Regions from separate parts of the Mus musculus genome. Here regions 1, 2, 3, 5, 6 and 7 are each linked to region 4. A link is a loop called in an ENCODE intact Hi-C map of the cell type or tissue named here. Cell type or tissue: heart. All regions are shown on one strand.

Region 1 (4,000 bases), 62 kb after region 4:
GGGAAACCTCGTCTAACTTCTTGGTGTAAATAGCTGCTTTGACATGAACTCTTACCTGGTTTTTCCCCATCTTTATTTTTAGTATATTTTTATTAGTGATTACTAATTCATTATTAACATTCATTTGATTAAGAAAGTTCAACTTTTTTCCATTCTCTAAAGATAAGTATGAGTTGAATGAATTCATGGGGTGTTATTAGCAGATATAATGCCTGCTTCTCTTTTGCTGTTGTTTTGGTTTGTATTGGTTTTGGTTTTTCAAGACAGGCTGTCCTAGAACTGGCTTTGTAGTCCAGGCTTGCCTGGAACTCACAGAGATCCTGTTCTCTGCCTCCTGAGTACTGGGATTGGACTGAGCCAACAGTGCCTGGCATGGTTCTCTTTTTACCTAAGTTTCTAAATGGAGATAAGCAACCTACTCCTGTAATAGCATTTTCTCCCTCTTGTTCTTTGTGAATGCAGGGCTTTCTTCATGATGTTCTACTGCCAAGTGTACTGTTGCAAATGAAAATATTTTCTCCTGCTTTGTAGATCAAGAAAATGTAACAGAGAAATTATGTTTACCATTGCTGATGCTTACCTTCTTAAAACAGTTTTCACATGCACACTGTTAAATATGTCATGATGTGAGCTGTTGGTTTGTTTTTTTTTTAACCACATATAGAAACGTTACTTCTTTATCTTTAAATTTTTTCTGTGTTTCATTTAACTTTTGCATATGTCTCTGTTGGTATGCATATGTGTTTGCATGTGTGTGAGCACACTGTGTACACGTGTGTTGGCTGGAAGCTGACATTGGGAGTCTTCCTCAGCTACCTTCCACCTTCTTCATTGAAGCAAGGTCTCTCATTTGAAATCAGAGCTCTCTTAATATGGCTAGCCAGCTTGCTTTAGGGATCCCTGTCTCCTCTGCCTCCTGCGTGCTGGGATTTCAGGTGCACTGCTATGCCCGCTAGACATTTATGTGGTTTCTGGTTCTGCTCTGGTCCTCACATTTTCCTGGCAAGCACTTTACCCACTGAGCCATCTTCCCAGCCTTATATTAAGGTAGTGATACTGCCCCTATGGGAGATTATGCTAAGACCATATTGCATGCTCAGTAAACATTTGCTCTTTTCTGCCTACTTTTTTAAAAAAAAATAGAACATGTCACATTAAACAAATTTAAATGTGTGTGTGCATGTCACATGCATGTGACACAGCTGACATGTAGAAGTCATAGGATAATTTTGGGGAACTGGTTCTCTCTTTCCACCTTTATGTAGATTTGAGGGATTGAACTTGGGTCCTCGGTGGGGCTGTGCTGTTTAGAGCCCTGTGCTCTCCATTTACAACTTGGCTTTATAAACTTCTAATTCTAAACACTGAAATTTTGTATCTTAAAAAAAAATATTTATCAACAGATGGTTAAAATTCCCACAGTGTTTCTCACCCCCTTTCAGCCATCACTGGCTTTATTTCTAGTTGCTCTGGCTTCAAAAAACAAGAAGAAGCTGCTATGATTGTAGCAGCTCCCAGAGGGTTTCCTTATGTACATAAAACCTTGAGTTCAGCCTTCAGTTTGACATACACAGTCCTGGGGCTAGGTTATTCCCATAACCCTAGGTGGAAGCTGAAAGAGCACACATTCCAGGCTATCCTTGCCTACACAGTGACTTTAAAGCCAGCCTAGGCTGTGTGAGACCTTGTCTCAAAAAGAAAATGAAAAATCAAACAGAACCAAAACAACAGATTCTAAAACTAAACAGATGCCCTTCACAGGTGCCAATGTCTATTTCTGATGAACATTAAATAATAAATGATGTGTCTACAGTCAGTGTTTAGAACCCAATGCTCATAAAAATGTCTAAGTGGTTTTTCCATGGTAGCAATAGGGCTTTATTTAGTGAAATAGCAGGTTGTTTTTAGCCTTTATGAATATTTTTTTGTTTTTGTTTTTTGTTTTTTTGTTTTCTTTTTGGTGGTGGTGGTTGCTGTTTTTTGGAGACTGTCTCTCACTGTATATTCCTGGCTAGTCTTGAACTCGGAGACTGTCTGCCTCTGCCTCCTGATGAGATTAAAAGGCATGTACTACCAGGCCCTGTTTGTGTTACTCTTAATTGGTATACACAGTAATTCTGACCACATAATGCAGAAATGTTTGAGACCATGCAGAAACATTTGAGTTCACTGACTGATACCCGCTAACCTAGTTTTTAAACATGTGGTGGACACGTGTTCAGTTTATATTGTATACAGACTTGTACAGTAAGAAGTTGAAGGTATGAGGGTGGTGAGTAGCTTAGCTAGCATTCCTGGATGGATCTCAGGCTCCTGTGAAGTCCCTTGCTTTGTAAAGTCCTAGTTGTATAGTGTATGTTTTCTGGGTAACATTAGCTTTCTTCAGATTTCTTACCGGGAGTATTCATACTTACTATGAGATGCTTGGGACATGGTGTTTTAGCTAGCTTGTAACTGAATAAACTACTACTACTGGTAAATGTTGTGAACTGACTTGCCCGCTAAGTCTTTCTTTTTGTGAATGTTAAATATCAAAAGTGTATTTTGGCTTCCTCAAGAATATCACTTCAGCTACATGGTAGCACATGCTTTTAATCCCAGCAGAGACAGGCAGCTCTTTGTGAGTTTGAAGCCTGCCTCATTTACATAGTGAAAGTACAAGGAGATCCAGGCTTTGTAGAAAGTCCCTATCTCAAGACAGACAAGAGAAATGACTTGATTCAGGGATACACTTAATTAGTGGAGTGCTTGCCTAACAAGTGGAGGACATGGATTTGATACCCAGCACATTCTCCCTAAAAATGGTATTACTAGGTTGGGGGTGGGGATGTAGTTTAGAGAGGGTACTTGCATAGTATGTATAAAGCCTGCATTTTGATCACCACTAACAATACATACTTATCTCATGGTATGTATACTTAATATCCTTTTGGTTCACAAAATAATGTGAGGTATAATCTCACTTGATCCTGATGAGGTCATACTGAGAATATAGTTAAATTCTGATCCCAAACATGAAAAGAAAAATATTTAGTACAATGAATTCCTTATGGGAGGAACACTAATTGAATAGGAATAGAGTTGATATAGAATAATTTAAGGAGATGTCTATTTTTAGACATATAAAGAATTAATTTGGGGAAGATATGTGGATGTGTGTTGGGATTAAAAGGGCTGAGATATACATTATAGTGCAGAATTGAGTCCCAAAGAAACAAGGTCATTTACTTTTATATTATACAGAAATGGTTGTTTTCTGCTAGATGCTGTCACGGTGTTTTCTTATTAAACCTAGTTTATGTAAAGTAAGTTTTAAAAGTGGGATTAATCTTCATAGAAACTCTGGTGATGAGGAAAAGCAAATAATCCAAGCAGAAGTCTGGCTTTTTGCTTTCTAGGCTACACTTGGGGCTTTTTGTTTGTTTGTTTGTTTTTCTTTAACTAGAGAATGTAACTTTTTACTAAGAAAATTAATAGGCAAGTTTCCTTTACTTGAAACAGCTTCTGTAGAGAACTCCTTTGGTGGTGGTTTTAGTAACAAGATCCTTCCCCTCAGTGAGGCCGCAGTTTGGAACATGTTTCTGCATCATCGTGACCAGGTGCTTATATAATAAAAATTATCTAGGCTTCAGAATTATGGGTTTTTTAAACTAATAGTAGTTTAATAATAAGTGAGCCTTGTTATTGACCAGTAAGTTTAGGGGCATAACTGGACATTGACGATTCAAAATGCCAAAATTACAAAGTGCAATAATTTTCTAATACTGAAAATCTACCACTAGTTACAGTGTGTATTTATTAGCTACTGACAGCATCAATGTATTACCACAGTTTTACAACTTCTCTTAGGCTGGACATGACTGGATGGCGTTAAGTAAGGATGCTATCAGAGCCTGGAGGCTCAGAATCCCTAGAGCAAACAGGCTAGCTATAGGAGCCCTCTCAGTGAGCTTTGGGTATAATTGAGAGACTCTGCCTTAATTTGTACAGTGGGAACCAA
Region 2 (4,000 bases), 160 kb before region 4:
GATCTTGAGTTTAAAGCCAGTTTGGGCTACACAACCTATTCTGTCTCAAAAAAAAAAAAAAAAAACAAAAAAACAAAAAAAAAAAAACAAATCAAAGGATCCAGGAGCTCACAAATGAAGCTCAGCCAATAGACAACGTTCTTCCAAACGCTCTCAGGCTTCTGGCCCTTGAGCCACCCCTGGACCTTCTTCCTTTTGAGCTAGGATGTTACAGGGCCAGGCTCCTGTTCTGGCTTCCACATGACTCTGCCCTGCACTGACAGTCTTGCAGTGTGAGGACCCCATTCCTGCCTTCTGAAATATTTCCCATGCTTCTTCAGTCAGTTTTGTATCTCTGCTGTCCACAAATGACCATAAATCTGGCGTCTCAGAGGAACACAGACTTATTTGTTATATTACAGTCTTAGAGGTCCAAGTTCAAGAATGGATCTCACTGGCCTATCAGGGGGGGATGCAGGCCTTTCTGGCTGGAGGAGGGGATGCATTTACAGCTTCTAGAAGCTTCTGTGTTCCTTCATCAGAAGTGCCTTCTCTTCCTGTCACAGCCTTGCTCCCTCCTCCTTGTTGCCTTCTTTCTTTCCCCTGTTCTGACTTTCTTACCTGCTTCCACTGAGCACATCTGGATAGTCCCAGATGCTGTGTCAGTGTCTGCTGATTAGCCATTGTGTTTCCTTCTGCATCCTTAAGTCCCCTTTGGCATGTAGGCCGTCATAGTCCCAGGGGTTAGAGGACAGAATCTTTAAGGTCATTATTATGCCTGCTGTACTCTTGCCTCTTAGAATTCTGATTTCACAGCCTTTCATATTTACTTAATTGAAGCTTTGAGTTGAAGTCCAGCAAATAAGGGAGGGCAGAAGTTGGCTTTGGTGGAACAGGACGAGGAAGGCTGTGTGGGTCATTTTACATTAGCCCTAGGTCACCTCCAGAGAATGAGGAGATGTCACAAAGTCTGTCCAGAGAACCACCTGCTGAGTAAAGTCCAAAACCTTGTTCTGGCCTCACTGGCCGTCCTGACCTCATTTTCTGCTAGCAGTGAACTAACCTGACCTCACCCCGGTGTCAAGTCCTGGCCTAAGTGGAGGGACATGTGCCCACAAACGTGTATGTGCACGTGTGTGTGTGTGTGTGTGTATGTGTGTGTGTGTGTGTGTATGAGGTCTGCTTGTGTGCACATGAGATGTGTTTTTAGACTCATAGTCATCTGCTTGTTCACTGATGGCAGCTGGTAGGAGAAAAATCCTCCCATCTTTCCAAAACCACTCATGGTTGGGACCCCTGGAAGCCCAGAGGCAGAGGCCACCAGGGAAGGACAGACAGACAGCACACTAACAAATGTGCTGTTTCAGTAGAAATGGTTGAACACAAAGGCACAGGCAGATGGAGATAAAAAGTGCTTACCTTAGCTTTGCAGTTTGGAGAAGTTTCCGGAAGGATTAATCACTTGGTGGAATTAGCAATACAGAAGAAGTTGGGGATAATCTTTTTTTTTTTATTAAAGATTTTATATATGTGAATATACTGTCTTCAGACACACCAGGAGAGGGCATTAGATCTCATTACAGATGGGTTTTGAGCCACCATGTGGTTGCTGGGATTTGAACTCAAGACCTCTGGAAGAGCAGTCAGTGCTCTTAACCGCTGAGCCATCTCTCCAGGCCGGGAATAATCTTAAATTCAGAATGTTAAGGAAGAATCAGCTGCTTCCTTTCTTCCTCTCTCCTTTTCTCTTTTCCTTCCCTCCATATAATGTACGTATCCACACATACATAGGCACAGACACAATACTATACTACATATTCTCTCTCTCCCCCTCTCTCTTTATCTATCTATCTATCATCTATCTACACACACAGACACACACAGACACACACAGACACACACAGACACACACACACATATATATATACCATACCATGAGCTATATACATGGCATAGTATGGCATAGTACAAAAGATCTATTATAATTTTTCTGATTTCTTCTAGCTTTACATTATCTCCGAGTATATAAATATTCAGTAAATGAAAACTTACATATGGCCAGGCCTACTGTTTAAACTAATCTGGACCAAACGCCTGTGTCCCGGGAGGACACTGCAAGGAGAGAGCCGGCCGCTCTGATTTCTGCCAGCAGAGGGCGCTGCCGGACAGCTCTGTGGGGCTCCGCGGAGACTATGCCTCCAAGACACACCACCCGTAAGACAAGAGGCAGTAGGAAGGAAAACGGCTAAAATCCATCTCCTGACCTCAGAGGGAAAACTGAACTCCCTGAGAGAATTTTTCAAAGCTCTCCTGGCTTGCCCTATGTAACCAGGGAGTAGAAGCTGTCCCCTCACCTAACACCAGGAGAACCTTTAAGGAAACCACCTTCCCATATTCTGTGGGGTCTGGAATCTGGCTGACATCTGAAAAGCTGGCCTCATTCTGGGAACTGTGCCTCTCCAACTGGTGACCACCTTTTGGCATTTAAAGCTGAAATGCCACCCCTTCCAGGGATCCCCTCTCCTGACACCCCGAAGTTGTCCCTCCACTGTGGTTCTACACTAAGTATTTTGAGATGCTGTCCCAATATAAATTCGCAGTTGATTCTGAGATTGTTAAAGACAAGGATGGTGGGTTTTGGCATGTTTAATCTTTTTCATAGGAACACACGCACACGCGCACGCGCGCGCGCGCACACACACACACACACACACACACACCACTAAATGAATAAATTTTTAAAAAATCAGAATCATTTATAATCCAATTCTTCTTTTTAGTACTATAAAAGGACCAAGAGTTTCTCCCTTGCCTGCTCAGCCAATCCTACTTCCATTGACAATGCTAAGAAAGCGATCTGATTCCTCTTTGTGCACTCATGCACACACACACACACACACACACACACACACACACAAACACACACACAAACACACACACTCACTCACACACTTCCGTAATTTATTCCGTGTGTCTTCATCTCAGTTTCCATTTTCACTTAATCTTGAACATCTTTTGTATAAGTGTGCATGCTAAGTTGTAATTTGGTGACAGTATGCATGTGTGTATATAAACGTGTGTGTGTGTGTGTGTGTGTGTGTGTGTGTGTGTGTGTGTGTTGGCTGCATCTAAATATCATACATACAGTGATCCCTGAGGAGAAGTTGGGCCTAAGCTGGGCCTCGGGGCCCATGCCTACAACCACAGCACTGATGAGGCAGAGCAGGGGACAGGAACTTTCAGGGACCTTGGGCTACATGGAGAACTCCCTTCCTCAGTAAAGCAAACTAACTCTCTTCTGGGTGGATTAAGCAATAATCTCCCATCCTTCCCTCTCACAAGTCTTGGTTATCAATAATCTACTCCGTGTTTCTGTCGACACCTCAATTCCATTTAATGCATGAATATTATTCATAATAGGAGACATCATTGGTTTAGCCATTCTCTGATAATAGATATTATATTAAGGACACATGTACAAAGGTATGTGGGTGTACATGTGAACACACACATGCACACACACACACACACACACACACACACACACACACACACACACCCTTGGGTAAAACAAACAGTGCTATAACACTGTTGCCCACATGGGACTCCCGGGGATGGTTTGATAGAAGAAAGTCTTAGAAATGGGCAGCAGAGCCAAGTGAGCAACCCTATCCTTAACATGAAGATGCCTGACCCCATCTCAGATCCTCTGGTTTAACAGGGATGTCTGGGAGTGGAGGCGTTTATCCTACACCGTGGGAAGCATGGTTATGCTGGCCTGCCATACTGCTGGGCTCCCTGCTTGGAATCCTGAGCCTGCCCATATGGAGAAAGTCTGCTCCCCACGGCCATTGTGTATCTGATGAGTCATCCACCCAGTGTGACAGGGCGTGGGGTGGCAAAGCCTTGCAGGCAAGCTTCATGGAATGTGTGTTTCCAAATCCTAGGAGCCCAGGCTGCTTACATGGCTGACCATGGGCTAGCGCCCAGTTCTGTGATCTGTTAGCACTTCCTTGGAAGA
Region 3 (4,000 bases), 55 kb after region 4:
AGCTTAAAGGAGAAAAGCTTTATTGTGGATCTCAGTTTGAGGTACAGTTTAATATGATGGTGAAGTCAAGGCAGCAGGAACTTGAGTCAGCTGCTTCCATTGCATCCAGTGATTGCCCTCTGAGGCTCAGTCCTCTTTCTCCGTTTAGCTAGGATCCCAGCTAGGGGATGGTGCCACCTATAGTAGTCTTCCCACCTTGATTTCTATAACCAAGATGATCCGACACAGGCATGTCCTGATGAGTCTAGATTCTGTGACACTGACAGCACTCTTCATCACATCTGCCTACTGCTAATCTGTTTTCTGTCTCCGAACTTAAATTTCAACATGTTCGACATTCTGAGAACCCTAGAATCAATAGGATCTTGTAGTAGATATTCTTTTGTGTGGTTTCTTGCATTAGCATGTTTTCCAATTCATCCAGGTAGCCATATATTTGGTTGTTATTGCTTTGCTTGGTTGTTATTTCCCTTTACTTTGTGGGGTAGATACTGGGGATAGGTCTAAGGCAGTGGTTCCCAACCTTCCTAATGCTGCAACCCTTTACTATAGTTCCTCATGTTGTGGTGACCCCAACCATAAAATTATTTTCATTGCTACTTCATAACTGTAATTTTGCTATTGTTAATAATGTAAATACCGATTTTCTGATGGTCTTAAGTGATCCTTGTGAAGGGTCTTCTGACCTCCCAAAGGGGCCATGACCCACAGGTTGAGAACTGTACCCTAAGGCCTTTCCATGCTATATAGCTGAGCCCTATGCCCATCTGTGCTTCATCCCTTGATAACGGCTATATGCAATTTCACTATGTGCATCTGTTGTATTATGTTTTTCTGTTGACACTTGAGTTGCTTCTATCTTTTAGCTACTGGGAACAATATCACTCTTTTTTATGTTTTATTTTTCCTATGTAAATTGTTAAGAGTTGCTAAGTAAAGTGGTACCTAATGGTCATTACTTGGGAAGCTAACAGCTTAGAGCTATACTACTTGACAACCTAGGGCTGGTCTTGTTTGTTGGTGTGATGCCACTTTAGCTTTTGCTATATACAGCCATTTCATGTGTACCCTATGTCATCTACACTTTTCATTAAATGGTACCCCTTAGGTTTTTATTTGCTTTGTTCATGAGCGCATGCATGGGCACACACGCAAACACACACACATATACAAAAAAATGTGCTGTCAATTAGAGGGAGTTTTGTGAAATTCTAGAAAATGGGGTATTTATCCTTTTTTAAAGACTTTTACCATTTTCTACATAGTTCTTGGTCATATCGTTTGCCTTATATTGACCTCTGATTTCTTTTTTTTTTTTTTTTTAAACTAGTTAAAAGATGGCACTAGGGACAGCTGGGAAAGTGTACCACTTCCAGAAGTCCATCCTAGTTCTATTCCTGGATTAAGAGGGCTGCTGGCCGGGCGTGGTGGCACACGCCTTTAATCCCAGCACTTGGGAGGCAAAGGCAGGCGGATTTCTGAGTTTGAGGCCAGCCTGGTCTACAAAGTGAGTTCCAGGACAGCCAGGGCTACACAGAGAAACCCTGTCTCAAAAAACCAAAAAAAAAAAAAAAAAAAAAAAAGGCTGCTGAATCATTCTCTCTTGTCTCCTGTCTGTTTCTTTCAAATCTCTATTTTAACCAATGCCCGGGTTCCAGAACAATTCCTCTTCTTATTTTGCTTCTACTGCTTTAACCCTCATTTTGCTGTTTGTTACAATAACAATAAAAATTCCATGACATTGGCAGATGCATTGCATAATGTTTTATGCACTTACCAGCCTCCAAGATCGTCTTCATCTTCATCATCACCCTTTTATTGCTGAAAACAAACACAATCACATGGTCTGAGAAGTCGGATCCCTCTGGAATTTAGCACATGGATCTTTCCTAGCTTCTCATGAAAGACTCTAAGAAAGAGGTTTTCCTGGGAAGAGAGCTTACTCCACTCTTTGTGTTATGTGAGACAAGGTGTCACTGTTCACTCCAGGCATGTCTGAACCTTGTTGTCCTTCTCACTCCACCTCTGTGCAGTATGACCCCACGCTAGATTCGCACTAACTTTTGAGTGGAACATTTCCACATGTTTTCTCTTCAGTCTGTTACAGTGGCTCTGATTTGGCTTATGTAGGAAAAGAATTCTAAAACATTCAAGTTAAAGGCTGTTACAGAAGTTGTAAAATGCCTATCAGTGGAATTTATACTGTACTAATAATAAAGAAGACACTGATTTGAAGAGAGCTTCTATTGAATATATCTGTAGAATTTGACATGGTTTTGAATTTCTGTCTAGTGATAAAAATGAACAAGCTGTTCCCCTTGCCTTCCTTTTGAAAGATTATCAAATAATTAATCTCATATGGAAAAAATATATCCACAAAATACACAAAGTTGTTGAACAGATAAAAAGCAAGAGAAAGTATTTTTTAATTTTTTAAAACATTGTTAATGTTTTTTAGATTTATTTACTTTAGTTTTTATATGTATGTTTATTTTATATGTGTTTTGCCTGTATATATGTATATGTATCACACATGTACCTGGTGCCCTCCAAGGTCAGAAGAGGGCATCAGATCTTTCTGGACTGGAGTCGTGGATGTTTGCAAGCCATCGTGTGAGTGCTGGGAACTGAACTGGGGTACTCTTCAAGAGTAGCAAGTGTTCCTAACCACTGAGCCATTTCTCCACCTCCAGAGATTCTTTCTTAAGTTGTTACAGGCATTAGTAAATATTTCTGATGGATCTAAGTAGTATGCAATGTAGATTGGGTTTCTGAATTCTTTTCTCTATATATGTATTAATAAGAACACAACATAATCATAGAAAACAACCAATGTTTATTACTATTGAACTTCATATTGCTATGATAAAACGGCTAAAAAAATCATCCTAAACAGGGAAACATTTATTTTGGCTCATGGTTTCAGAGGTTTGAGTGTGCAGAGTCTTGGCTCTCTGTCCCTGGGCCTGTGGTAAGGTAGAGCAGCATTGCAGGGAGTATGTGGTACAGCAGTGCTCTTCATCCCATGCACTCCCAGAAAAAAAAGGGGCACAATAAACAGGGGCAATAATAGAACTTCAGTGACCTGCTTGTACAGCTAGCCCACCTACTAAACTAATAAGCTTTCAACACCTAAGCCTGTGGGTGCCATTACAAATCCAAAGTATAATAAATTCCAACAAAAATCATTTTCATATATTGAGCTATTAATTTTCTGTTACAGATCTGTCAAGAGTTTAACAGTACCTGGGCATGGGAGATGGAGAAGAAAGGCTATCTTGAAATGAGTGTTGAATGCAAACTAGCACTCTTAAAGGTAATGCATGTATTATTTGTTGCAGTAGTTTTAATTTAAAAGTTTACTCTGATGCCTAAATTACAAAGTAAAGAAAACCATGGGTCAACAAGATAATTCATTGGGTAAAAGTATTTGCCACTAAGTCTGACAACCTGAGTTTGGGTTCTTAGGATCTCCATGGTAGAAAGAAAAATGAGTCTGCAGAATTGTCCTCTGACTTCATATGTGTGCTATGGCATGCAAGTGCCCCCACGAAATGAGCAAATATAGGTAATAAAAACTTTTTGAAGTAAAAGAAGACTGATTATGGATATCCACACCTGTAATCTGAGCACCTGGGAGGCTGACTCAGGAAGGCCCTGAATTTGAGGCCTCCTGGGCTGTTTCCTATAGCCCAACAAAAAGCAGTGAGGAAAGGGCAGACATTCTATTACTAGAAGACAATAGGTGCTTTCATTTTTTTTTTTTTTCCTTGCTTTTCAGTGATAAAAAGTCTGTTCAGGGCTGAGGAATGGTTTTGCAGGTAGAGTCCTTGCCTGACAGACATAGGGAACAGATGTCAGATTTCCAGAACCTATACAAAGTCAGGTGGTGTGAGTCTGCCTATAATCCCAGCCCTTGGAAGGCAAGCTGGATAGGTACTCCAGGCAAACAAAGCCTTGCGCTCTGGGGTCAGTGAGGGACCTGCCCTACATTAATCAC
Region 4 (4,000 bases):
TGAACTATCCATGCTGTAGATATTATTATTCACTTTACTAAAGTTCAAAGTAACAAAGAAACTTCGGAAGGTTATAAAGTAATTAGGGATAGGACTCAAGTCTGGTTCAACTCAAACTTACTTCCTGCTCCTAAGCATACAGTATACTGCTTCCTAAGCTGCAGGTTCTATTTATTTTCCATTGTTGATGACTTTCCCCATTCTGGGATTCTTTCTGAGAGAATGCTACAACCAACTCTGGAATGGAGTAGAACTCTGCTTCCTAACAAGCTTACTGCTGTGCAGCGAACTCCCAGCTTTCTAAGTAGAATCCTAGCTCACCCTCTAGACCTTGGCCAACTTAGAGCCTGAGCTGAGCCCAGAGTCTTCTTAGCATCTTAGTTCCCGAGTAGAGAGTGGTTCCTCAGATTTGGTCACCCAGCAGAGGCAATTCCTCATTAGTGATCCACAGAGTACCTTAGGCCCTGGTCCACCGGTTCCATCTGGCAAGGAAGCTCTTTAAACAGGACAGTAAAACAACTCAAAACAGCTTCAGGAAGTCCCTGAAACTAACCAGATTCATTAGGTCTCTCTCTGTCAGAGCAAACAGTAAAAGGTGATCGTCTCTCTCAAACTAAAGGAAGTTGAGCTGAAAAAAAAAAAAAAAAAGCCTCTCAGACAAGCTGCACTGCAAAGAAGACTCTGAGATGGGACCAGCTGCCTGGGAGGAGCAGAAGCCAGCTGAGCTGCCTGGAAGAGGTTCAGACCAGAGTCACTTGGAAAGGACATGCCAACGCAGTGAGCTGCCTGCAGGCTGTGCAGTTTTTATAATCTGTCACCCATGCTGGGGTGGGCCCTGGGGTCGCAGCTGTCTCTGAGTCATTCCTGCTCCTGTAAGTGACCCCTTATCCATGCTCCTGTTAAAATAAAACGCATTGGTTCGCCAAGTTGGACTTTGGTGTTATCTGTACTTCGGTCTGTCGGTGGGAGCTCTGTCTGGGGTGAGATGTGTTTACCGTCCCCCCAGGAAAAGTTTGGTCACACAACACTCAGGAGAGGGCAACACCCCTCAGCAAACTTTCTGAGACTTCTCTCCAGGGTCCCGCGCCAAGCCACAACCGCACCTTTCCTTCTCCTAACCTCTCTCCTCCCTGCCATTCTCTTTTGCTGCATCTTGGTGTCTCTCTTCAACTCCCTCTCTGTCTCTCTCTCTTGGTCGTCTCCGTTCCCAGATCCCGCAGAAAACTCACGCAGCGCTTCTGTTCGCGGTTGTTCCTCCAGTCGGATCCGTGCTTCACCTTTCCCTGCAGCTAGCCGAGGGACTCTGAGCCACAGCGGTTCAGCCACCAGGCCTGGAATTCGCCTTCAGCCGGCCCACACCCGAAGCTCCGCCCCCTCCCCCCATTGGCTATCGTTCTTAGAAAGTCCCGCCCCCAACCTCTCCGCCCCGCTTCCCTTGTTTTCATTCCCCCTGTCACACGAGGCAGTAGCGACCCCGAAGTGGGAGGGAAGAAGTCGGAGCCTTGAAGTCGTAGAGGGAAGGGGACGGGAAGAGGGCGGAAAGTGAAGGGCCCAGAGTGCCTCTCTGTCCCCGATCTAACTCAGTTCTCGACTGCTCCGGGCCGGCGTGGTATTGTGGGATCGCGGCGCCTGGCGCGAGACGCTCGCCGCCGCAGGGGCGTCCACTCGAGAGCGCCTCCTGTCGTCCGTAAAGCTACCCTGCCATCCCTCGGTCCCCCCAACTCCTCCCGCCCCCCCATCCCCTCCTCCTCCATCCTCCAGTTCAAAATGGCGGCGGCGGCGGCGGCGGCGGCGGCGGCAGCGGCAGCGGCGATGGCTCCTCCGGGCTGCCCGGGTTCGTGCCCCAACTTCGCCGTAGTCTGCTCCTTCTTGGAACGCTACGGGCCGCTGCTGGACCTGCCCGAGTTGCCGTTCCCAGAGCTGGAGCGGGTGCTGCAGGCGCCGCCGCCAGACATCGGCAACGGAGAAGGTAAGCGATCGGCCCGAAAGCCCGGCGGGAAGCGGCCCTGGCGCGCTTTAGCTCTCCATAGATACCCTGGGGCTCTGCGGCCGTCCCTCGCCAGGGATTGGCCTCCGCGGAGTCCCTACTCCTCGTAGCCCGGGGGTTCCTGGGTGCTGGGGAGGCGGGGCGGAGGCCCCCTAGGGCCACCGTGCCCCGCGGGGACGGAGGTGGGGGCGTCGCGGACCGGGTGTGGGCTAGGGCCCAGGAGGGGGTATTGTGCCGGCCTGACGCTCTGGGGCCGGGTCCCCCGCGCCGGTGTTGCCTCCAGTTCTTACCCCTTTAGGTGGCGGGGGAAGGGGAGCGCAGGTTCCGGCCAGCTTTGCGCTTTTCTCTTCCCCTCCTCCCACCAATCCGCCCCACCGTCTCCCGGGAGGCTGGGCCCATCTTCTCTCGGCGCCCCCTCTGCTCACTCCACCTGAGTGGGCGGGGGCCCGCGGACACTCCGCTCTCCCGGTGGTGGGAACTCCCCCGAGAGAGTCGGCTCCTGCCTTTTCCCGTCCCCTGGAGGGCTGGTCTAGCCCCCCAAACTCCTTCCTCCTTGGGAGATCTGAGTCTATGACCAGAGAGGGGGCTTCCCCCCTATTCTCGCGTAGGAAGGGGAAATGAACTCGGCCCAGCTTCTCCGCTCTGGGTAGGAGAGGGTTAATATCTCCTCCTCCATAGTTTTTCTCCTCACCACCTCCCCCAAAATAATAGAAAAGCATCTCTCCACTTTTCTCTATCCCTTCCCCCTATCTCAGCTACAGGGCTTAAGGGAAGAAGTCACTCTTCCATTTGCTGGCTGGGGTGGGGTGGTTAGTCTGTAGGCTGGAGGAGGGGCTCAGATGGCTGGGGAAACAGTTGAAGAAGGTGCTTGTTGCTCATGTTTCTCTCTGGTGCCGCTGGTCTATTATTGGTGTTCGCAAGTGGTGCTCCTTCCACATAAGGCCACCGCGCGGGTTCAGGGCGCATGCTCTGCCCGGCCCCATTGAAACTTCCTGCTGCTGCTGCTGGTCGTGGTTCTTTTGCTGGAGCATCTCAGCGCTGTGTTTGCTGCTTGCAGTCTTTACACGCTGAGCGCTAACCCTCTCCCCTATTAGTCCCGATCCATTCCGCTCCTTTTCTGGTACTTTATTTCCCTAGGAGAAGCCTAATTTGTGTACTCCGAACATTGCCTTTGTTTAGCGACAGCCCTTGGCAAAAGAAGAAACGTTTCCCAAATAGGTCTTCTTTTCTTCTTTTTCTTTTGATCTGTGCGTAGATGACCAGGGTGGACTGGGTATTGTACAAGGCATGATAGCTGTGACCTTTCTAAGAAAGCAGAGTTGCTTTTTTGTTCTGTATAGAAAATACGTTTCCGATATGATGTATTTACATAGCTAAGGAAAGACCCAAGTGTGAACTTATTCAAAGTATTACCTGTAGAGAAAATGTGTGATATACAATGTTATTAAGTATTAATCCTACAGCAGTTATTGGTACAATGGTCGTATACTTTCTTTCCACTTTCTCTTTTGAGACTGGCCTGGAATTCTGTATACCATGCTGGCTTGGAACTCTTAGGAATCCTCCTGCCTCTGCCTGCCTCGTGCTAGGATTAAAGGCATTTGTCACTACGCCAGGCTCTGCATCTCTTTACTGGTTCACAGTTCTTAGACTGTATCTGGCTATAAAAATCTAGTTTTTTAAACTATGAAATCAGAGTTAAATTACTTTAGGTTAAGATTTTTTGCAGACTTTCTTTAAACATTAAGCTTCTAGTGTATTAATTTCATTATCAAAATATATTCACATTCTTTTTGAAGAAAGTAGTCACTGTGAAGTGTAGTAGTACCCTCACTTAATTTTAGGATACTTTAAAATTAATAGTAATTTATTCGTCAGAAAATGTGAGTACTTGAGGGGAAATGTTTTTAGAATTTGGACCAAGTTAAGAGCCAGACATAGATTTTTTGGTGTGCCATTTGATTTTGAATATTGGATAAGCTTTCATTCCCTTAATTTTTAATCATTGTGTTT
Region 5 (4,000 bases), 99 kb before region 4:
ATGTACCGTTTGCTAATTATTTTCTTTGACACGTTGTGTGCTCTGTTTCCTTCTCTTTCTCAGGAAAATGTACTTTTTAAAAGTTAGATGAAAAATCCTCCTGCGGAAAGTTGGTCCTTTTGAACCACATTCCTTTATCCAGCACTTTGGTTGCTCTGTAACAAGCCATTTAGGTATCTGTCTTTGCAAGCCCCTTGAGGTGCATGAAGAGTCAGGCCTGCCCCCACCCCCAGGGACCTTCAACCACCAGGCTCCACCCACAGAACACCCAACAGCCAGCCCCAACTCTAGAGTTAAAATAATTTTTTTTAAATAAAAAAAGCTCGAGTTTTGAAGTCCCCCCAATCCTCACCCTGGAAAGCTCCCCACACACCACCCCAGGAATCCTATATAAACCCTGTTTCTCCTCAGTCCTCTGCTGTTTTTTTTTTTTCAAGCATTGGCAGTCAGCCTTCTGGGATTTTCCCTGCCAACAAATCTCGTGTGAGGTTTGTTGTGCAATGTGACTTTGTGGTATTCCTTGACTCCTAACTGCCAGGACACCTTTCCATCTGAGCTGTAACACAGTCTTCCTACGTATAGTATAGGATAAAGATAATCTATGTGTTTTTGGGTCCTCTGTACCTACCAACTTCCTGTTCCCTCCTCTAAATGTCCCATGTTTTGGTTAAAAAAGTAAAGAACAGGTGAGTTGTAAAACTCAAGAGCACCACATATCTCAGATGCAGGGTGTTCTTGTTTCTGTATTGTTTCATTACACTGTAAGCATGTTTTTGTTAGGTAGGGATTATCAGTATGCTTGTCGTGGAGGTCACTTGTTCAAGTACCAGAGTCTTAAAGGAGTGTTGTGTTAGAATCTGACTCCCCTATTTCTGCCTTCACTATTCACTTTAATATGGGTTAAATAATAACAGCAATTCCATTCTTATTCCTTCCTTCATTATTGATCTTAACAAGGGTTAAATAATAACAGGAACTCTATTCTACTCATTGTTCATGTTCTAGACTTATTTCCAGGGTCTTGATATTTGTACTTGCATTTTTTAGGCAAAATGAGATTTATCTTTCTATTATGTAGACTGTTTTCCAAAGAAAGACTACAAAGACCTTCTGAGAAGCAGACTTAACTTGAAAAACAAGGTTTTCTGAAACCTACCAACTACAATGAAGTTAAAAACCTGTAATTGAGTTTATGCTAAATGCTAATCATAATAAAGTTCCCTTTTTATTAAGCTTTGCTTGCTTGCCAAAGTCATAAAGAACCTTTGTAAGACTTTGAGGACACCTCATCCTTCTACTGTGGGTGTGTGTGTGTGGGTGTGTCTGTAATGGTAACATTTTTGCCTTTCTATATCTCAGTGTTGGCTCCTGGTTTTTGACACCACAACACGTGGCTTCATCCTCAGTCTCAAGATTCTTTTTCACTGTTTCCCAGCTGTCAGAGGAAGCATTAGTCTCTTCACCAGAGATTCGTGGAACACACTGACAGTCCTGATAGAGACTTGGCTCCGGGTGGACCACCAGCATTCTTAAATCTTCAGACTTGCAGAGTAGTACCATTCAGAAAAATGATCTTAAACCTTTCATTGATTCAACAGGAAGATTCTTGGCTTTCTTTTCTTTATCTTTCCGTTTTTCTTCTTCTTCTTTCTTATTGATGGATAACTTCTAAATTACTGTAACAAAGTAAAACGAACTTCGGGGAGGAGCTGGAACTATGGCAACACTCACCCTAAGATTCTAGCAGGGCACCTCCAGGATACAGCTCCGGGTTTTGCCTCCAGCTCCCACCAGCCCCGCCTTTTACTCCACCCATCTTCCAGGATGCACTCTAATTTCCGTCTCCCAGCAGTAGCGGCAGCCAATCGACTCACTGGGCAGTGGAGCTTCAGGAAGAGGCCTCTCTATCCAGCAACCCCACTGCTTTGTGGGATTGCAGCGAAATCGGTGCTGTAGAAAGGTTTCTCTCCACGTTCTCAGCAAGTACAGAAGCCGAGAAGGTCCGGTGCAGCCATGGCGGCGCACCTGAAAAAGCGGGTGTATGAGGAGTTCACTAAAGTGGTTCAGGTAAGCGCTGGCAGAAAAAGCCATGGACCAGTCTGCGCGGGAGGGTTGTCCGCACCCAGGCTGTTCTCCAGATCAGCGCCTAAGCTTGTGTGTAGCCGGCTTAGGTTTAGGTTCCTAGGCTGCGCGTCAGGCAGGGGGCGTGTTAGGTCGAGGCCGCTGTTCTCATGTGTACTCTGACTTTGGGGTTTGTTGTTGTTGTTGTATTTAAAGTTCTGGGACTAGAATTCGGGGTCTTAAGCATGCTAACTTATCACTCTATCCCAAAGTCACACTCCCAGCTCACTTGATAAAGACAAAACAAAATCATTGGGACAACGTGCTGTATAGTTTTAAAAACTGTCAGGTATCTTATTTTAATGTCTCACAGCTCGGTTGTGCCAGATCGGTTATATTTGCATTCTCCTGTCCTCAGTTGGTGGCAGAACTCCTCTTAACTCGTGTACCTCTAACTTTCAGAGACAAGTTGAGCTGTATGCAAAACCCCAAGCTGACTAAAGGTCTGTAGAATTCAAGGCTCAGACCAAGCAGGCAAGAGTCACAGGACGGCAAACCTATCATCCTCTCTCTTTTAAACATAGGTGGACCAAGAGAGCCCCTGTCAGAACTGTCAGTGTGCTCCACAGTGTCTCTGTAGAAGCGATGTATTCTGCTTCTTAAATTTCCATATGTACACAGATACATACAAAATATACGCGTCTTGAGGAATACTTAAATTTTTTATCTTTTTTGTAGTAGGGGAGATTGAGTGTAGGGCCTTATGCATGCTGAGGCATGTGGTCTACCACCGAGCTGTTACAGATCTCGCTCTTTTAGGGAGTTTGTTATGATGCAGATTATGTTCAATAGGTTGGTGGTGTGAGGCAAGATCTGCATTTTGACCAGGCCCGGGGGTTTATGCCAGTGGATCCCCAGCAGTCTTAGATATTTAGGCAGAGTGGTCTCATTAAGGAAAAAAAAAAATTTTTTTTTTCTTTGAGACAGGGTCTCACTATGTAGAGCAGGCTGATCATGAACAGGAAGGAATCAGCCTGCCTTTTCTTCCCAAGTGCAGGGATTAAAGGCTTGCATCACCATGCCTGATGGAAAATGACTCTTAAACCTTCCATTCATTCATTAATTCAACAGGAAAAAATTAAAGTATTTTCAAATACTTGAGTGATTTCTGTGTACCATGTGTGGTAGGAAGTCGTTGTCTATCAGAACCCCTGCTTTTGGGGAGTACATAGTCTAACTGGAGAGCCAGGGCAGTGTCTCTGTTATCGTCACAGAGAGAACTACACTGGCGAGTCGGTATTCTTCCATTCTCCTTAGCATTTTCTCCTTTTCCTAAAGCCCAGCTCTAACTTTCAGTGATCTCATACTGCCGTCTTCTCATGTTTGTTTATCGGCTATTGGTAAATTGGCTTTCTCTTTATTCGTCTTTCTTACAAAAGCTTACATTTTTTGTTCTTTATATTATATGCATGAGTGTTCTGTCTGCATGAATGTCAGTGTATCACGTGTGCAGTGCCAGAAGAGGGCATCAGATCCCCTAGAACGGAAATTACAGCCAGTTGTGAGTTACCAGGTGGGTGCTAGGAGTTGAACCTGGGGCCTGTGCAAGAGCAAGAATTCACTCTTAGCCCCTGAGTCATCTCTGCAGGTCCAGCTCTTTTTTTTTTTTTCTTTTTTAAAACCAAAACAAAAACCAAGGTCTCAGCTGGGGTGGCCCACCTCAGAGGGGTGGGGATGGGGGATTGGCACATGCCTTTAATCCCATCATTAGGGGGCAGAGGAAGGTGGATTTCTGTGAGTTTGAGGCACGCTCCAGAGCAGCAAGGACTACACAGAGAAACCTTGTCTTGGGGAAAAACAAAACAAAACAAAACAAATAAGACAAGGTCTCATACAGTCCAGGTGCAGTGTCGCTAAGGTTGAATTTTAAACCTCCTGC
Region 6 (4,000 bases), 69 kb after region 4:
TACATATAGGGGCTGTAAGCATTAACATCTGGTAAAGTTGGAAAGTTAGTCTGCCCTAAACTAAGTTTCTAATCTTTTCTACCAACATAATGCAATACAACCAACTTAAGTTTATCCCCTCCCCCCAACCCCCACTAGTTTACAAATGAATGAGACTCAGGCTATGGTTATTTTATTAGGCTTTGACAATTACTGGGGGATAACATCTAATCTACTTTTCTAACTGCTGTCCCGGCTATCTCCCCAGCGGTGTACCCCAGATTCTTACTGGCCTTGTGCTCCTGGTCCATCTCCCCTCATGGCCGCGTCCTCCTCTTCTCTGTCCTCTCTCTTCTCCACCCCAGTCCAGTAACTCAAAACCCACCTCTGATCCTCCAATAACTGGCTGTAGCCAGTTTTACTTAACCAATAGTTTTAAATCAAGCAACAAGGTTTGCACAACAAAAGCTTGTAAGTGTGAGAATTCCCTTGGAGGGTTAGACCTGCTGAACACAATTTAGCATTCAAATACAAAGCAACCGACCAAACCTCCACATTTATTGAAAGTATCATCCTACAGAAAAGCAGCAACTCCTTTTGCTGGATTGGGTCAAAAGTCTTAGGAGTGCTTCCCCTCATTTGTTCTTGCTCTACATATAGTCTGTCAGCAAAACCAGTCAGCTTTCCATGCAAAATTAATCTAGAATTTTACCACGTTTTCATCCCCTTCCTATCTACAATAGTCTCCAGCTACTGTCTTTGTTTTTATGAAAATACATACAAACTTAGAACTTAGTTTGGGCATGATAGTACACATCTATAATTCAGGAGACTGAGGCAGTAAGATCTCTAGTTCCGAATAATCTCTCTCTCTGTCTTTCTCTGTCTGTCTCTGTCTCTTTCTCTCTTTCTCTCTTTCTCTCTCTCTCTCTCTCTCTCTCTCTCTCTCTCTCTCTCTCTCTCTCTCTCTCCCCACACACACACACACCCCAACCCACCCCACCCCAGGGTTGTTTACTATACCTACAAATATTATAGTCAGCATGACAAACCAACTCTCAACAGATTTCCCTCTACCCACGTTTTTGTTTTTGATAGATCTAGTTACTTTTATTTTTATGTGTATAAGTGTGGTTTGTTTGTTTTATTCTTTTGTCTTCCACACATGTGTACATAGGCACACATATACACTTATATGCATATAACAAACATACATCATGCTAACATACATATACAAAAGGATTGTAATAATATGTGAAACATATTCTAGGCTAAGAGAACAGAAGCACTGTCATTTTGTCCTAAAGAATATGGTATTTTGGAGGGGAATTGCTGATATTATAGATTGAAGGAAGAATGGTTTGAAGAAGAAAAAGGGAGGAAGGGAAACATATCCAGATTCTTGTTAGAGTCTATAGTCTACTCTTAAAGTTCCAGTTGTTAGGGGTGGAGAGATGGCTCAGTGGTTAAGGACACTCATTGCTCTTGCAGAGAGGACCTGGGTTGAATTCCCCTAAGCATCAGCAAGGTGGCTCACAAACAAGTGTAATTCCAATTCCAGTGGATATAACGCCCTCTTCTGCCCTCCATGGGCAAATAAATACATGTAGGCAAAAACACTCATTATTTATATTTATATATACACACACAGAGAATATCTTATTTCTAACTAGTTTAAATTTAATATACTTAACTTTTTCTAGCGGAATAAATCAATAAATAAATTAGCTCAAACTATGAAATATCTAGATTTATATAGTTTTCTGTTTTTATACTCTTATAAGTGTGAATTATGCTTGTTTTTAGAAACGTTAGGTTAAAAGCCTTTTAGGGAGTTTTCTTAATACTATTTTATTCCCGTTTATAGCTTTGATACATAGCATAAACAATCTAGATGGATCTTTTCAGTAATAACATTTAGTGAGCTGGGCAGTGGTGGCGCACACCTTTAATCCCAGCACTTGGGAGGCAGAGGCAGGAAGATTTCTGAGTTTGAGAACAGCCAGGGCTACATAGAGAAACCCTGTCTCAAAAAAAGAAAAAAAAAAAAAAAAAAGAACATTTAGTGAATAACTTGTACAATATACGTCTCAGAATCCAGTATAACTCTAGAAAATACCACATGGGTAGGTAGAGGCATGTGTTCCATACAGAACTGTGTAATAAGAAAAAGCGGTAATTAAGTGTCCACACACTTTTGTTAGAGGACAAACTAATGTAATGAGAAGGAAATAACATCTTTGTGAAAAATAAATTATTTACAAATAGTTGAATCTTCTATTTTTCTGTAAAGTTGATACATTACCATATCAGACTCTGAAAGAGCACCTAATCTGAAATTTTAATAAACAGTTAAATTTTATACTTTCGCTTGGTGGTGGTTGGCACATGTCTTTAATCTCAGAACTGTGGAGACAGAGTTTGAGGCCAACTTGGTCTACAGAGCTAGTTCTAGGACAGCCAAGGCAATAAAGTTCATATTAAATTTATACATATTATGTGCATTCCCATACTTGATAAGTAGTTACCATTTTAACATTAGTTGATTTCCACTAGTGACAATTTTTCTTTCCCAGGGAGATCAATTTGATATTTGGTCTTTTATTTCTTGTATTGTATAAAATCTAAAATAGAAAATAATATAAAAGTATTAACAACATGTTGCTTCAAATGGAAAAGTCCACCTTGATCTGGCATGAACTGGTACTGACAGAAAACACAGGCATTCAACATAGAGTGTATTCAGCATCCCAAGGAGGGACAGACACTGTCCTGGTGCCCTCTACCGAGGAGGCCTCTTCTTCACACGCCTGCATCGCCCAGCATAGTGACGCCCACACAGAGGAGAGAGAGCACAGCGGCTGTGCAGCCCGTGTGTCCCAGGACAGGTGCATGCCCACCTGCTTTACTCAGTGCGTTTCGTTCTTGTTGTGGGACTTAATATTGTTGAGTCAGAAAGGCCCACAGACACCTGTGAGGAAAAGGAATACAAGAAAGAAGAAATATTTATGTTTAGTGGCACAGAAGGTTAGGTTATAAGAGAAGCTGGACATTGGTACAGCACCTTTCCAAACACTGTGGTTTTGGGATGACAGTATGTCCAGCAGGGGACAAGTATGATCTGTCAAAGGTCTCTGCTGATCCATGACGGAGAGGAGTTAGTTAAAAGCAGAAAAGTGATGCAGAAAGCTCAAAACGAAGGTATGGAAAGCAGGATCCATCCCTTCCAGTCCCCTCCTGCCACTCCGAGCGGTGCTTCTCAGGAACTAAGGAAGGACCTGTCCTCGCTACGGGAGAGCTGGAGGGAATGGTGAACATTGACAGGCTGATTGCAGAAACGGAAGGAAAGACCAAGAGTTAACTTCTGAAGACTTTAAATGATTACAGATCTGATCATGGGTGTAGGAGTTCTTGATGAATTGTCCCTGCCTTGCTGATGAGAATATCACCAGGCCAAGTCAGCCCTGCTGGCATGTGCATAGAGGTGAAGCCAGCAGTGATGGCCAGAGTTCATGGCCTTACTGCTGTGCGAGCCTACTCTTAAGCTAACAGAAGTGCAAAGATCAATAAAGACATCTTTTCTCATTTTTTTTAAACAAATATTTTCCTAAACAGTAGTTCATGCTCATGGTAAACCGAACTGGGTGATGACTACAACGTTTTATATTCACTGACAATGATTCTGCTTACTTATTCCAGGTGAAATTCCCTACAAAATCTCAATTCAATCCATGTCCTCTACTCTAAAGTAACTTCACTGTTTCATCCCCAGCTTAGGAAAATACACTTTCTCTTACCACATTAATAGCAACTAACAGATTCATGGGTGTGGAAAGTTTCCAAAAGGGGTTTCTTAAACTCAGAGCATGGCGACCCACGCCTATAATTCTAATACTTTAGAGATAGAAGCAGGAAGGTCGCAAGTTCAGGGTCATCCTGGGCTTCACAGTGTTTGAGGCCAACCTGAATCCACGAGACCCTGTCTCTAAGACTTAAATGAATGGGAGGAGCCTGAGTGTAG
Region 7 (4,000 bases), 120 kb after region 4:
TCTTCACTTAGCACCTTGTATAAAATGTCTTGCCATTGGGCTATTACAATGTAAATGATTCTGAAGACTAAGACAAATTGATGAGAAACTACTATACTGGTTCTTGCCAGTTTTCTCTGACATACATGGGGGCTCCTTTTCTGAACCAAGCACTGTTTGTTTCACCAAATAAATGTCTTAGGGAATGTCTCAGATTAACCATTTCTCCAATCAGACTCATAGGCTACTCTTTTTAAGTACTGGGGATTCAACCCAAGCTAATCCAGCAAGAACTCTATCTGCTACCCTTGGAACCTACCTTGAAAACCTCTTTCTGAAATCTACCACTTAGAAAGCACACCTACTCAACGTTTTAAACTGGAAATTTAGAAACGATATTTAACCTCTCTTCTTTGTCTATTCTTGTCTTCATCGTCACAAATTCTTCCTCTCAATCTATATCCACATGACGAGGATTTTAACCTTCAGAGAGTTCTAGAATCTTTTCTCATCCCCTCCCTTACTCCACTCCCACCTTCTCATTCCTGTTCAGGGGACCTGCCTCCTAGTCTCACTAACAACAAACTAAATTTTAAAACGTAACACTTGGAACTGACTGGAGACATGGGTCAGCTTGTGAGACTGCCTAATGCCTTTGCAGATAGGGTCACTGCGCCCAGGCAGGGTGGCTCACACCTGACTGTATGTAGGTAGGTATATACATATATGTGAGGAAAAAAATCTTTAGATTCCTCTGTTGAAAAGAATCCAAAGGGAAAAAAGGAGGAAGAAGAGAAAGAAAGATAAAACTGCTATCACATCCTCCATGTATGTTATCCAACCTAAACAGCCTTAGCCCCATAGATATTACAATTCTACAGCCAAAAAAAGTGGAGTCTAGAGGTCAACTGACTGAATTCCATCCACCAACTCTAGCTTGTGAGTTTAATGCCTCAGGTCCCATCTGTTAAAGTGGGTAATAGAAAATGTGTTCATATTGTGTATCATAAAGAAAAAAATTAATTGAGCAAGTGTGGTGATGGGTGCTCATAGTAGTACCAGTAAACTGGAGTTCGGTGCAAATCGATTATGTATTGGAAGCCAGCCTGGGATACTTAAAGAAGCCCTGTCTCAAAAACCACGAAGGAATCCATGAAGAAATATAAGAGGTAAAGTCCGTATGCTGTGTGGTCTATAGGTCTCTGTTATGGGTTTCTATTCACCAAACCTGTAGGTTTTCACTGCTCTTATTCACTGGGACCTAGCGAACAGGGAAGGCAAGGGTTCCTAACCAGTGGCCTACCTTTCCCTCGGGCAGTCTTTTGACTGTCTTGCTGCGCACTGTCCATCATTAATGTAACCTTTTCGTGCTCGTGGCATGACTCGTGGGGATGGGGCGCTCGATCTCTCCGGCGACGTGGGGACTAAGAGGTCTGGTAAATGGCTGTGTGAACCCAAGGAGAACAGGCCTGACGAGGCGGAAGCAGGGTAGACTCGTGCACCCAGCCGGGAGACTTGGGATCTCCAGATGCGTGTGGATTTTATTTCTGTGAGTCCTCCTTCGGCGAGGGACTCCTGGGGCCTGGGTCCCTTCCCGCTTTTTGTTGGGAAAGGCTTGGTATTCCTTATACATCCTCTCTCGGGGTTTGCTCCTATGACCTTCAAAGAGAACCACATAGAAAACACTCGATTATTCTAAGCATCCTTAGAGGAGCGGGAAAGGGGAACCGATGCCACGTGACAAAAGCCAGCCGGCTCGCTGCGGACCTCTGAGTTGCCTAGAACATCCCGTCTCTATGGTCAACCGCATGCTAAGGCCCTCGCTGAGAAAGTTGTTCTTCCGGGCTACGACTACTGCTTCCGGGGCAGCTCCGTGCGAGCCGCGATTGCGGTACTCGCCTCTCTCGGTTCGCGTGGAGCGATGCTTTCCCCGGCAATGAGCTTCCTCAAAAGCTTCCCGCCGCCTGGGTCGGCCGACGGGCTCCGGCTGCAGCAGCCAGACACCGAGGCTGTGCTGAACGGGAAGGGGCTCGGCACCGGCACGCTTTACATCGCGGAGAGGTAAGGTTGGGGGGCGCCGACCAGCCGGCCGGCGCTATTGTGCGGGCAGGGTGGGATTGTCCCCTCCCGAGCTCGGCTGGTTCTGTCCCCTAGCCCGCGTTTCTCCCTAACGACCTGTGCGAACCGGCCTGTCTCCTGCAAGCCTGGCGCGTGGTCACGTTGAGTTTTGAGTCTGCAGAGCCTCGGTTAGTTTTTCCGTGGGCCTAGCTTTCGGAATGGTCGTGTCAACTAGACGATTTCCCTGCGTGGAATATGTAGCTCAGATTGTGACGGGTTACGACGTTTGGTTAATGAGCTGGGATGTTCTGCTTCAAGTGTGTGTGTTTGTGGGGGCTGGGGGGAAGGACCATCTTCAGGCCCACGCAGGGCGGAGTCACAACCAGCCGAACCCGACTCCTGGATGTGCAGGTCCTGGAAGGAATTCTTCTATTTCACTACCTGCAGGATTCAGTACTTTCACAATAACATAGACATGCCACTAAAATACACACTACATACACGCTCATACCCTCCTACCCCCACCCCATACCTTCCTGTTCACCCGCCCTCCCTCCCCATTTCTTTCCTTTCCCTTCCTCCCTCCTTTCCCCCCTCTTTCTTTCATTCTTTCTTTCTCTTCTCATTCTTTCCTGTCTTTCAGAGTCTCTGGTTTACCTTTTGCTATATTCTATTTGTTGGCCACAAAGGAAATCCTCTGCTTTTAAGAGCTCGAGTTATAACATTGCTCCTGCCTAGAAAATCCAGGCTATCTCGTTTATTTCACCATCAGTAGATTAGTAATCTTAATTACATTCAAAGTCCCTTCTTTCATGGCACTGGAAAACAAATCTCTTGGGGACCAAGATTATGCCTACTACAGAGCCCAGGGTATAAACGTGTAAAGAGCTATTTGTTCAGAGAACAGTGTGGATAGTGGGACTGGGTGTTTAGACACCGACTAGAAATACAAATGTGGGTGGGTGCGCAGTTTGGTTGGTATATGTGTTTGGAGTAGCCATGAGGGAGAAAGAAAAGGGATGGGAGGGAAGAAGTTGTGAGATTCATTCATTCATTCATTCATTCTGTAAGTTCTGTTACTCTAGAGAACCCTGACTAATACACATGGGCAAATAAAATGGATCTTGTCAAAGTTAGGAATATATCTGTGTTCCACCACTCCACATGCAGAAGAAATTGTGGAGATCACCAAAGATCTTACTGCTTATACCCAGCAGATGTTTTCCAGTTTACAGTCTATTTCTTCCATTCCTTCTCTCTCCTAAGTCTTCTTTCAAAAGACTTGAAGACTCTTGAAGCATGTGTCTCTCTAAGGTACTTTCCCTGGCCTCTCTTCTGGGCTATATAGCTGACTACAATGGGTATGTAAACACCTACTTATTGATTCCAAATCTGCCTTGTGTTGCAGGATGTTTGATCACACTGTAAACAATGAGATTGTATACTAGATAAAAACCTTTTTCTAGGTGTGGTGTGGCACAGCCTTTAGTCCACATCTTTATTGCCTCTGGCTGGAATACAGACAAGGCCTTAGTACACACCTTGAATCCCAAATAGTGAAGGTAAAGTTAGTTTGTGGAAGGAAGCACCATGTTTGAAAGTGATGTCTAGTTGAGTGGCAGAAAAAATGATCAAATCCGAGAAAGATTTGACCAAATAGGATACGCCCAACCTTCGGGAGAAAAGAGGAAAGGAAAGCTACTGGAGAGAGCAGTTCAGAGAGAGGAAGGAGGCGGTTTTACTGGGACAGTTGTACCGAGACAGGTTAGAGAAAAAGAAGGAGCCAGAAGATCAGGACAGATTGCTAGAGTTACCTTGATGTCAAGCAGAACAATTCAGTCAGAAGCTGAGAGAAACCCGATTGAGTCAGTCAGCTTGGAGAGGAGTTTGCACCAGAACAGCTGAGTTAAACCAGCCAGTTAGAGCTTTGAGAGAACAGGAAAGGGTGAGTTTATTCAGCAGT

The links. A loop is a pair of places that touch in the nucleus more often than their neighbours do. Peaks named below come from ENCODE experiments on the same cell type or tissue, not always from the same donor. Only the 100,000 strongest peaks of a DNase experiment are listed, where the experiment ranks them.
Region 1: it touches region 4 in a loop (2.1-fold over the local background); 10 of 42 quality-filtered maps call a loop at or near these places.
Region 2: a loop joins it to region 4, with 10 times the contacts of the local background. A loop is called at or near these places in 16 of 42 quality-filtered maps.
Region 3: a loop joins it to region 4, with 1.8 times the contacts of the local background. A loop is called at or near these places in 7 of 42 quality-filtered maps.
Region 5: it touches region 4 in a loop (10-fold over the local background); 17 of 42 quality-filtered maps call a loop at or near these places.
Region 6: it touches region 4 in a loop (2.1-fold over the local background); 8 of 42 quality-filtered maps call a loop at or near these places.
Region 7: it touches region 4 in a loop (2.7-fold over the local background); 10 of 42 quality-filtered maps call a loop at or near these places.

Annotation. Positions count from the first base shown.
Region 1 is chr7:97,640,068-97,644,067 of GRCm38, forward strand. All of the region lies in intron 4 of Rsf1 (remodeling and spacing factor 1), which reads left to right. The region is part of intron 1 of Rsf1os1 (remodeling and spacing factor 1, opposite strand 1); the gene reads right to left. Among named protein-coding and RNA genes, the nearest start is that of Rsf1os1, 3.0 kb to the right of the region's middle. In heart, no CTCF peak of the experiment used is centred here; no DNase peak of the experiment used is centred here.
Region 2 is chr7:97,422,901-97,426,900 of GRCm38, forward strand. No RefSeq gene overlaps it. Among named protein-coding and RNA genes, the nearest start is that of Gm32945, 6.2 kb to the left of the region's middle. In heart, a CTCF peak has its summit at 2,126 (motif pointing right); a DNase peak (open chromatin) is centred at 2,131.
Region 3 is chr7:97,633,154-97,637,153 of GRCm38, forward strand. Rsf1 (remodeling and spacing factor 1) reads left to right here. Exons shown (of 16, transcript NM_001081267.2): 3 at 3,224-3,316. It overlaps Rsf1os1 (remodeling and spacing factor 1, opposite strand 1), which reads right to left. Exons shown (of 3, transcript NR_126461.1): 2 at 1,778-1,821. Among named protein-coding and RNA genes, the nearest start is that of Rsf1os1, 10 kb to the right of the region's middle. In heart, no CTCF peak of the experiment used is centred here; no DNase peak of the experiment used is centred here.
Region 4 is chr7:97,578,137-97,582,136 of GRCm38, forward strand. Aamdc (adipogenesis associated Mth938 domain containing) reads right to left here and starts at 1,361. Exons shown (of 5, transcript NM_001177945.1): 1 at 1,230-1,361. Rsf1 (remodeling and spacing factor 1) reads left to right here and starts at 1,760. Exons shown (of 16, transcript NM_001081267.2): 1 at 1,760-1,969. The coding sequence starts at 1,768. In heart, CTCF peaks have their summits at 1,643, 1,844 and 2,934; DNase peaks (open chromatin) are centred at 1,505, 2,075, 2,365, 2,925 and 1 weaker place; H3K4me3 peaks cover 3,380 bases; H3K27ac peaks cover 3,127 bases.
Region 5 is chr7:97,479,084-97,483,083 of GRCm38, forward strand. It overlaps Ints4 (integrator complex subunit 4), which reads left to right and starts at 1,873. Exons shown (of 23, transcript NM_027256.2): 1 at 1,873-2,067. The coding sequence starts at 2,014. In heart, a CTCF peak has its summit at 2,156; a DNase peak (open chromatin) is centred at 1,868; H3K4me3 peaks cover 1,839 bases; H3K27ac peaks cover 1,093 bases.
Region 6 is chr7:97,647,449-97,651,448 of GRCm38, forward strand. All of the region lies in intron 4 of Rsf1 (remodeling and spacing factor 1), which reads left to right. It overlaps Rsf1os2 (remodeling and spacing factor 1, opposite strand 2), which reads right to left. Exons shown (of 3, transcript NR_154552.1): 3 at 2,562-2,950. Among named protein-coding and RNA genes, the nearest start is that of Rsf1os1, 4.3 kb to the left of the region's middle. In heart, a CTCF peak has its summit at 1,560 (motif pointing left); no DNase peak of the experiment used is centred here.
Region 7 is chr7:97,694,830-97,698,829 of GRCm38, forward strand. Clns1a (chloride channel, nucleotide-sensitive, 1A) reads left to right here and starts at 1,828. Exons shown (of 7, transcript NM_023671.2): 1 at 1,828-2,040. The coding sequence starts at 1,901. It overlaps Rsf1os2 (remodeling and spacing factor 1, opposite strand 2), which reads right to left and starts at 1,638. Exons shown (of 3, transcript NR_154552.1): 1 at 1,283-1,638. In heart, no CTCF peak of the experiment used is centred here; a DNase peak (open chromatin) is centred at 1,812; H3K4me3 peaks cover 2,119 bases; H3K27ac peaks cover 1,951 bases.